2 separate regions of the Mus musculus genome follow, and region 1 is linked to region 2. Evidence: chromatin loops called from intact Hi-C (ENCODE). Cell type or tissue: heart. All regions are shown on one strand. Each heading gives the region's core, and the rest is flanking DNA. Links, peaks and the distances in the headings are about the cores only.

What was found. Peaks named below come from ENCODE experiments on the same cell type or tissue, not always from the same donor. Only the 100,000 strongest peaks of a DNase experiment are listed, where the experiment ranks them.
Region 1: a loop joins it to region 2, with 7 times the contacts of the local background. A loop is called at or near these places in 12 of 42 quality-filtered maps.

What each region holds. Positions count from the first base shown.
Region 1 is chr10:51,789,875-51,795,261 of GRCm38, forward strand. No RefSeq gene overlaps it. Among named protein-coding and RNA genes, the nearest start is that of Gm23906, 96 kb to the right of the region's middle. In heart, for the core only: a CTCF peak has its summit at 2,384 (motif pointing right); no DNase peak of the experiment used is centred there.
Region 2 is chr10:52,386,261-52,391,647 of GRCm38, forward strand. It overlaps Nepn (nephrocan), which reads left to right and starts at 5,348. Exons shown (of 3, transcript NM_025684.2): 1 at 5,348-5,387. The coding sequence starts at 5,380. In heart, for the core only: a CTCF peak has its summit at 3,114; DNase peaks (open chromatin) are centred at 2,971 and 3,361.

The DNA of each region.
Region 1 (5,387 bases), core at 292-5,291, 600 kb before region 2:
TTCAACAAGTGTATTTGTAAGAGGTACCATGAGTTTTCATCAGAAGCCTCTGATTCTAAATCCAGTTAGTTACTTGTTGCCATTAGTTGCCGTTGGACCTGATCTGAATACCTAAACAATTAGTTCCCTGGGATGGCTGATAATTCCTTACTTATTTGTCAACTGTAATACTCCTCCATAAGGAGAAATATGTGGTTACCCAGTAATACTATCTGTGTAGAAAACAAAACAAAACAGCCAAGTCTTAACCTTTATTTGCTAGCTATCAAAATAATGAATTGTGTCCCTAGAGTATTCCACAGACGATCGATTAGTTCTGTTGTCACATCTCATTAAAATAACCCTCAGGTCAGTCTTACAGCATCCGAGGTTTGGGACAAATCACAGGCTCTACAAATTGCCCTTGCCTTGTCATATTTGCATTACACGGGAAGCTCATGCGTGTTTACTTTCCAAGCTTTCATTGAATAGGTTTCTTCCTTCCTTCCTTCATCTCAAGGGTTCCTGTTCTTTATTGAAGAACTTACCCATCTATGTATATTTGATTCTCTCTTAGCTTGTCTCAGAGGTTAACCTATTTTTCATATTTCCACTTAGTGATTTGTTCATTCACTAAACAATACCTGTTAAAGTGCCAGCCAGCAGCCAGGTGCTGCCTTAAACTTAAACTTAAACAAAACGAAACAAAACAAAACAAAACAAAAACAACAACAACAACAACAACAAAACCCTCCTTTAGTCTTACGAGGGCATTCTACTCAAGACTATAAAAAAAAAATCACGAGAGGGAGTTTCAATGTCATCTTCTCATCTTCAAGTCCCTTTCTCCTCTACAGGGTGGGCACATCAGTTTGGGAATCTCTGAATTTTAACAGTGAACTTGTGTTTTGATTGGAAGTTGGCTGGAAGCTAAAATGCAGGAGGTGGAGAAAGAACTGTCCTCTGCAGTTGTGTGTGTAGTATGTACACATTTCTGCACATACCTGACGTGAAGAAGCAACAGAGACCGTGCGCTGAATGCTTTGGAGCTGACAACCAACTCCAACTTTTATTAATACTTAGTTTCTCTGGCTGTACCAGCATTTCTTTTTTTTTTTTTTTTTTTTTATTTTCTTTTTTTTTTCCATTTTTTATTAGGTATTTAACTCATTTACATTTCCAATGCTATACCAAAAGTCCCCCATATCCACCCACCCCCACTCCCCTGCCCACCCACTCCCCCTTTTTGGCCCTGGTATTCCCCTGTACTGGGGCATATAAAGTTTGCAAGTCCAATGGGCCTCTCTTTCCAGTGATGGCCAACTAGGCCATCTTTTGATATATATGCAGCTAGAGACAAGAGCTCCGGGGTACTGGTTAGCTCATAATGTTGTTCCACCTATAGGGTTGCAGATCCCTTTAGCTCCTTGGCTACTTTCTCTAGCTCCTCCATTGGGAGCCCTATGATCCATCCATTAGCTGACTGTGAGCATCCACTTCTGTGTTTGCTGGGCCCCGGCATAGTCTCACAAGAGACAGCTACATCTGCGTCCTTTCAATAAAATCTTGCTAGTGTATGCAATGGTGTCAGCGTTTGGATGCTGATTATGGGGTGGATCCCTGGCTATGGCAGTCTCTACATGGTCCATCCTTTCATCTCAGCTCCAAACTCCGTCTCTGTAACTCCTTCCATGGGTGTTTTGTTCCCAAATCTAAGGAGGGGCATAGTGTCCACACTTCAGTCTTCATTCTCCTTGAGTTTCATGTGTTTAGCAAATTATATCTTATATCTTGGGTATCCTAGGTTTGGGGCTAATATCCACTTATCAGTGAATACATATTGTGTGAGTTTCTTTGTGAATGTGTTACCTCACTCAGGATGATGCCCTCCAGGTCCATCCATTTGGCTAGGAATTTCATAAATTCATTCTTTTTAATAGCTGAGTAGTACTCCATTGTGTAGATGTACCACATTTTCTGTATCCATTCCTCTGTTGAGGGGCATCTAGGTTCTTTCCAGCTTCTGGCTATTATAAATAAGGCTGCTATGAACATAGTGGAGCATGTGTCCTTCTTACCTGTTGGGACATCTTCTGGATATATGCCCAGGAGAGGTATTGCTGGATCCTCCGGTAGTACTATGTCCAGTTTTCTGAGGAACCGCCAGACTGATTTCCAGAGTGGTTTGTACCAGCATTTCTTAACATGATGCTCTCTGAATCTCCTGTATACTGTATCAAAACTGTTGACAAAAGACTCAGTATAAATACACCAATATCTCTGCATTCTGTGAACTAGGGTTTTTAAATGGGCTTTTGGAGTGATTCTAATATGTAGGCAGTATTTCAAACAGGAGCCTCAATTAAGGTGAGGATAATCAGATGAAAGAAATTCTCTGACCTTGTCACTAGAGGGCAGCACGACCCTAAAATTCATTTATTTTTCAGCATTTAAAATCCATTTTCCAACTTTGATAAAACTTTGATTTTGTTCCAGAGTAATATAAGCTTTACAGTTATGTTATAGTTTTATAAATTTTTAAGTAACAAAGCTTTTTATTATAGATTCTGGTTATAATATAGAAATTGTAAGATTTTTTTTTTTTAATAAAATTTTGAAACTAGCTTTCATGAAAGAAACCCAGGCTGGCCACAAAGCCTCCATGTAGCCAGACTGGACTTAAACTCCTTATAATCTTTCTTCACCTTCCCAAGTGCTAGAATTTCAGGTTAAAAAATTTCTAATTTGGAAAATTGCATATTATAATTTAAGAAATTTTGTGAGCTATTAGCGTGACTCGTGTGCTATCCCGGGAGCTCAAAGAACAAAACCTAGTAAGTCAAGAAAGAATATATCAAGATGTTTCATAGTCCTGTACCTGGAGTGTGAACAGAAAACAAATGGTTACTTATTAATCAGATTCAGTAGATGGAAGATTCTTGATCCAAACCTTCTCATGTATTTGAAACATACAGAAAATGCATATTTTAAAAAGCCTGACTTCATTGATATGAGTAGGATCCCTAAAATAAAAAGAGTTTAGTTCTCCTGAAAAAGATTAGATTAGATCTAAAGTAGCTGTGATTCTTAGAAAAGAGGCTGCAACTGGACAGAAGAGTTTGAGATGGTTTTTATTGAATTTATGCCAACAAATGGATTGTCCTTCCCGCTTACCGCGTTTGCTGTGGATAGATAATGTTTAATAATATTTTTACTAATTTGTTGAGAATGTTATAAAATGTATCTATCAAAATACATTGTGTGAAAATATGATGTTGAAAGTGGAATATCCTCTAAAAACTGAAAAATTCCCAAAACAGGAGTGTAAAAGGGTCTCACTGTGCTGAGACCAATGATTTTTTTCCCCTCTTAGCGTTCCCCTCTTTGAAATAATTTTTTTCTGTATCTTTCTGTAAGTTTGAGTTCTGAGTAAATCTCATAGCCTGAAAGGTGAACACAGCAGAAAACAAAAAATGAAAACACTTATCTTACTCATATACATGTATTGACCATTTTGTAGACAGAAACCACCCCCAATCACATGTGTACATCCTATGGCCACTAACATTTGATTCTGATAAAATAATGCCTTCATTAAAGTTGTCTTCCTTTCCTGCTAAGGATCAAACTCTGGGCCTTGTCTCTTCTGGGTAAGCCCTGAGCAACATCTCTTGCTGACCTAAAAGTTCAGTGCCAGCCACAGAGAACACGGACAACCTAAGTCCAGCTCATATACATCATAATGTTTTGATTGAAGTCACACAAGAGACAAGACAACCCTTGGACTAGACAAACAGCTTTGTACCCACATTTATTTAGTAGCGAGTTGCCTAAAGCATATAAAAGCAGACAGCAAAGACAGCATTCCCCCTCTTAGGAATAATTTTTACTCTTGGCCAAAATGACTTGGTACTGGATCTCTATGGGGGAATGCTTCTCACTGCTAATGATGCCAAGATGTCTGTGTACACATGGCACTCATGCATTAGCGAGATACAATTCAGAGTTAATCGAACGCTCGGGAGTCTTCCTTATAAGGATACAAGAAAAACGAGGATTCCTAATGCCACTTTGGGAACACTGTTGCCCAAGCCTTCTGGACTTCTTTCCTATAGTCATGGGAACTATTTGGTCATTTCACTTTAATGTGTAAGAGTCAAGTGACAGCCTAGTTGCTTCGCCATAGGCCGGCAAGCGTAGGATGGAAAACAATTTCAACACTGGCCACCTGGACTCCTGCCCTGAGCCGCGCATTTGTTGTTCATGCATGGACTTTTGGCTAGCTTCTCTGTCAACCATCTGTTGAAAGGGGCATTGTGCCTGCTCAAATGGGACGATGCCACTATTTCTTCCAAGAGTCTCTTGCAAAACAAAACAAACAAACAAACAAACAATGTGTTTTCACAAACTTGCCAAAGTTCCAATCACATTTACCAACTGGGTTTGTAATTTTTGAATATGTCTTTACACTGTTTGTTTTCTTTAAGTCATTACTAAACTTACTTACTTATTCTCCCAGAACACTTTTGGGTTCACAATAAAACTGGGAGGAAAGTACAGAGATATTCCATATATTTGCTGCCCCCATATGTACCTTGGAAAATTCTGATTAAGAAATACTGATCTTTGTGTCTTCATAGACAAAGGGTGACATTCTCCAAAATATGACTCCAGTCTTGATGTCCCTGTGGCACGCAATGACAGTAAATCTGCCTTTTCTGTGACTGGATGCTGGCTATATATGTAGTCACAACTTTCTCCTTTAATATGACCTGAGAAAATGGAGACTACACCTGTCGTCCTGTTAGCTTCAGTGCTACATATGTCTCATCAGTTTCCAGAGATTGCAATATTTGATTTGGAAATCATTGACTACAGTGGCAGCTCGTGTGATCCCTAGTTATCATTAGCAAAGCTGAATGGCACGGAGGCTTCCGGTGTGATGGCTTATTTGTTTATGGGATGCCCAAGAGTCATTTCGCAGAACCTTCAGCCAGACCTTTGTACTTTGGACCCTCAGTACCCCTTTAAGTTTGTCATCTCCCTCTTGAGAGTCAGAACATGTTTTCCCCCAGATTCCTCAGCATCACAGGGTAGAAATTGAGCTTGTTTCCTGGTCTCTGTCGTGTCTCATCTTTCCACCAGAGAGCTAGCTCTCCATGCTTGGCAGCCAAGTTGTGTATCCTTCTCTCTTTGACTGAGGATCATTCCACATTTTGACATCTAGAGTTGAAAACCAAACCATTTAGGAATCAAGCCTAACAAAGCCAGCAGATATTGTCTGAGTGAGCTCTCACTACCAAATCACATGTTTATATACAAAGACTTGTATACAAAGACCAGATTTTATCACTTCTAAGTCTCCTACAAAATTCTAGACAGAAAAATAATAATAGTAATAATTTCTC
Region 2 (5,387 bases), core at 110-5,109:
AGAAATTCATACAAAAGAAGTAAATTTGAGTGTTTTGGGGTGACTTATTAAGCCACATTCTTCCTCTGTTTCTTTTAATATAAATGGGGAAACTCCTTGTCTTATTCTAAAAATGTGAGAATTTTGGTGGAGTGACTTAGGGTTAGCTCAGTCACCTGCCTTTCTTTTCTCATGTGCAGCTGTGGATTCCATTCCCACTTAGGGTTCTGCAAGTGTCTGCTATAGTGCTTTGTGGTCGCCATATGAAACACCTTAGCAGGTAAGCCCTACGCTGGGACCTGCTTAGGTTGAAATCTCAGATGCTAGCTTGGGAGATGGCTCAGCAAATAAAATGCTTGGTGACCAAGAATGAAGGCCTCAGTTGGGACCCTTAACACCTCATAAAAGAAGTCATATCTGGTGGTGTGCATCTATGCTCTCAGTGCTTTGAGACAGACAGGAGGCTTCTGGGGTCTTGCTGGTCAGCCCATCCAGCTGAATCAATGAGATCCAGTTTCAGTGAGAGACCTTGCTTCTAAAACTAAATTGTAGAATTACAAAAGTCACTTACGGTCACCCTCTGGCCTTTTCTTTATATGAACATGTGTGCTTTCACACACACACGTGCACACACAAATTTTGTAAAACAAAACAAAACAAAACAAAACAAAACAAAACAAAACTCAAATTCTATGGACTCCGGGAGGAATGCTGTAACTGTAGATGACTTTGAGGGTTAAGATAATTCATTATTTACCTAGGAAATTCTAAAAGCAGTTGCTTTTCAAACACCTTTGATACATGCAACAGAGCATATCTAAATAGATTTTTATACTGTCTAAGGCATAGACATATTTCTTAATCCACATTAGTCTTTAAAATTTAAATAATATGTCTTCAACATAGAAATGTTTATTTAGCAATATTCTGTCTTGTTTATTAAGCTCAGGATAATTTAAGGTTTAAAATTGTTTTCTTCTGTTCTACAATTAAAGGGTCTCAGATGCTATATTTTGTACGGTGTATACAGACTTAAAGCATGACAAAAGTTTTCAGTTCCCATTTCTTTGTACTGTTAAGACTAACTTTCAGTTAGTCTTTAAGCCCACACTCTTCATTTACCGTCCCCCACTGCTCATTATCTAAGACCACTATCTATCAATGGCTATCAGCATTTACCGGTCATTGACTCTTTCTCTTTATTCACTGTCAACTTACTGTTTACTTCCCAGGTTGTCAGTCTTCATAGACCAAACACAAACTCCCGCTCATTAACCTCCTTTGCTATGTTTCTAATAGATTACTTCTATAAGACCCTTCCTGAAGAGGAGGTACATTTCTAAATACATTTTCTTTGCTTTGTACTTCAATTTTTAGACTACACGAATGCATTGACAGAACTACTTATGAGACTTGCTTTGTAGCCCAGGTTCACTATTCTTCTGCCTCAGCCTCTTACGTGCTGGAACTGTGGGTACCACTATTCCCAGCTGTCTTCATTTTATGAGAGAAAACAAGACAAAACAAAAAGAAAAATGAAGTGTATTTTTTCTGTTTTACTTTAACACCTGTATTCAGCATGTTTCAGAATAAACTATTTTGAAAGAACTGTATATGCATTAAAATATCCTTAAAGTATTTTTTAATACTAAGAAGTCTATGTGTTTTTTATTTTTGTAAAGCTTTCTGTTAAGTTTATGGTCAGATTATGAGCCAGATCAGGCCTGATATAGTAAGTCAATTTCTTTTCTGGACTTAAATTTTCTATGGATAGTAGTGAAGAGGTTATTCAGAATATTATCTCTGAGCTTCCTTCTCATGCAGATATCCTGTGACACTAATTAAAATTCATCAAAATGTCAGAAACAAGAGTTAAGTCCTCCATTTAACACATCAGGAACACTCACTTAAAAGCAATTTCTACAGAGTTCTTCATGGTGCCTTTGGTGATAATTGCTCCAAAAATAAAATTTTAGAGTAGAGGCCAATTATTTTTGATCTTTGGTTTTTAATAGATCAGTAAAAGTCAATATTCATTTGTGTTTCCTGTAGTTTTTTCCTTTTTTTTTTTTTTCAACAATGGCAATACTGACATTCTGGACTGTAAATTCCCCCCCCCCCCCCATGGGTGACATTTGTCCCTATAGGGTGTTTAGCTGGATTATCTTTGCCTATTACCCACTAGAAGCCAATAACACTGTCCCTTCCCCTATAGTTTCATGAGAACCAGAAGTGTTTTACTTTGCAGGCTGTCCCAGGAACGGCTCGTATGCTATTGCTCTTGATTCTGGTCATAACTTAAGAACAACTTGCACACTGTGCCCAAAGCCCTTGAAATCCTGCGAACAAAGAAAAAGGAACTCTTTGCAGCAGGAATCCACTTAGGTGGCACCTACCTTGATTTTTACACAGAGCAGCCACATCTATAAAGGAAAAGTGATGGTACCTACATCAGATATCTGAATAGGACCTGGGAGAAGCTACTGCTGCTGGAAGCTCAAACCACTGTTGCCAATGAGAACTCTACCAATGTCAGGCTCATCTCGTCTCTAGGAACGAATTTCAGTGAGCTTTATTGAAATATACTGCCTGCCACTGGAGCCATTCCTACTGCTGGTAGCTTCATTCCTAGGCCCTTTATTAACCTTATTCAAGCAACTTTCCAGGTCACATGTCTTCTAGTAGTGACAGGTCCAAAGATGAACCAGCAACCCCTCACAGAGGCATCTTTTGTACATAGATCCTTCTCTGCAATGTGAACATGGCCATTTCATGTAGCCAAAGAGCTCCCTCAGCTGCAGTGTTGCAGTGAGTGATGGCTTGAGACGTTCCGTGATGCACAGCACCATCTCCTGTAAGCCCTCGTGAGAAGTCATACCCCATGCAGGTGAGAAGGAAAGGGAAGGGATTGCAAAAAGGCAGTGGTCAAGGAGAAAGGCCAGGGGGTAGGGTCTGTGGCAGCTCCTGAATTTTCTGTGACTACTCCCGAGGTGGAAGACAGATCTGAAAATATGTAGGTGGCTGCTGGGCCTGCCCAGGAAAACTGGAGGGCTAAGGCACTGACTGGGCTCGGGGACTGGCTACTGAGCACTGGTCTGTAACTCTCACTGCTCAGGCCACTAGGTGACTGGGAACAACCTAGCCTTAAAATAAAAATAGGTTCTGTGGAGGAGAGTAAAAATAATAAGTCAGGAAGGAATCTGATGTAAGAAGCTGAACCAAAACCTAGTCCAAGCCCATTTCAAATCTGGAGGCGATTAGTTCCTTGAGACTGTGCCGAAAAGATTAAAACCTAGATTTTGGTGTACATATTGAATAGAGCTGTTGGGTAAATCATTGTGTTTCTGTGCTTGAGAAATACATCACATTCCTTGATCAGCATTTCCTTCCTCCACCCTCCAGGAAACCTGGTAAAAACATCAGAAGTGCTCGGAATGAACCACATGCCTTATTCTTGATCTTAGGCATTCAATTACTAGAAACCTGAGCCATGTATGTCTAGCTCTTGGTCAGAATGCAGAAGCTCCAGATGTCAGTAGAAAGGAGCTGAGCAGCAGGGGACTTCCTGCTGCTATTTCTTTTTTCTTTTAGACAGGGTCTTCCTATATAAAATAGACTTGCCTAGAACTCACAATTCTCCCGTCTCAGTCTCCTGAGTTGAGATTACGGTGTTCCACCATACCAGGTCTATAGCAACTTCATAGCACAATAAATACTGAAAGGAGCCTTCGATCTCCACATTAGATGCTACAAAATATGAAAGTAACTTAAAGTCATCTGTTTAGCAACATCCAGACGCACATAAAATGTGCAGTGAGCATTTCTCTTGTCTTTTCAAAGCCTAAGCCTAGAAAAGGGCTAGAAAAATGTTTAACTTTGTGATATAACTAAAGCTGACTTCCCTGCCTTCTTGCTATTTTTTGTCCTTAAAAGTTTTATTACATTTTGCTCTGTGTGTGTGTGTGTGTATGTGTGTGTGTGTGTATGTGTGTGTGTGTGTGTGTGTGTGTGTGAGAGAGAGAGAGAGAGAGAGAGAGAGAGAGAGAGAGAGAGAGAGAGAGTAGGGAAAGAGGGGGGAAGGAAGGGCACTTGCAGGTCAGAGGATAGCTTTTGAAAATCAGTTCTCGCCTATGAGTCTCAGGTATTGAACTCAGGTCATCAGGGTTGCAGGCAGCTGCCTTTACCCAAAGAGCCACCTTGATTGCCCTTTTCTATTTTCTTCCAGATTATTAAAATCAATTATACACTTTTTGCTTTAAAAACTTAAAAAGTAACTATTATTAGACAAAAGCAATAAGATATTTAAAGGCATAATATTGATGAAAAATATTTTATCATTCTTAGTCTCTGATAGAATACAGCCTAGCAAATAGAAAAACAAATGAGAAAGACACATAATACTGGTACCCTGAAAGTCAAATCAGTGGTTATTAAGTCAATGAAACTGGCCTCAAAGGGCAATCATATCATCTGAGCTCAGGGGTCCCTGGAGGAGCTTTTCTACAGCAAAGGTTTGCTCTGGAGCACTCGTAGAGGCTTGGCAGCATAACAGAGCTCAGTTCTCTGTTAAACACTCCCAAAGGCCCCAGCTCCAATGCCCTGTGTAGGACACAAAGCTACGACAGACAACCAGGGTACCTGGATAAAATGATCCTCTACGCTTACATCTTTACAAGATTTCACAACCAGCAAATCTCTGTGAAGAAAATAAAGAGCCTTTGTACCATTGTTGTTCGAAGTCAAATAGAGTCAACTAAGTGTTTTGTTTATAATAGACTTAATATTTTTGAATAAGAAAGATATTTTCCCAAAGCATTATGTTTGGGTGAATTAAGAGGTAGATAAACTAAGCTCCTTATCTGTGGTTCTAAATATTTCTCATTGCAACCCATTGTTTCATCTAGCAATAAAATGTCACCAAAATGGTAACAAATATCGAACCTGCCTATTTCCCCTTAATAATTAATGTGAGAAGAAAACACCTGCTAGCTTAGGTCCTGCAAAAATGGTTTTAATATAGGGTCACAGAAAATGCAAAGGTTTTATGGCCCACTATAAAACAGCTCTTTGTCTTTTTCCACTAATTCCTTAGTGTCACATTTAACAAAACTGAGGAAACTACAGATAATAGAAGTGTTTGCAGTTTAGACTTGCAAGCCATAAATAACACAGGGTTTTGTTCACCTAGAGATATTAAGGCAGCTTATCAATGTTTACGCCCTTCCTCTTTGTAATGATTGCTAACCCAGACAAATGGAACAAATGGAGTTACCCCCAACCCCCTGTCTTCTCACAAGGACAAGCACACATTCAAAAGATTCTGTTATCAGACTCCGTGGTATAAAAAGTAAGGTGTCACCTGAACAGTTGCTTGCTACTTGCAAACCTCTGTGTTGGACAATGCACCC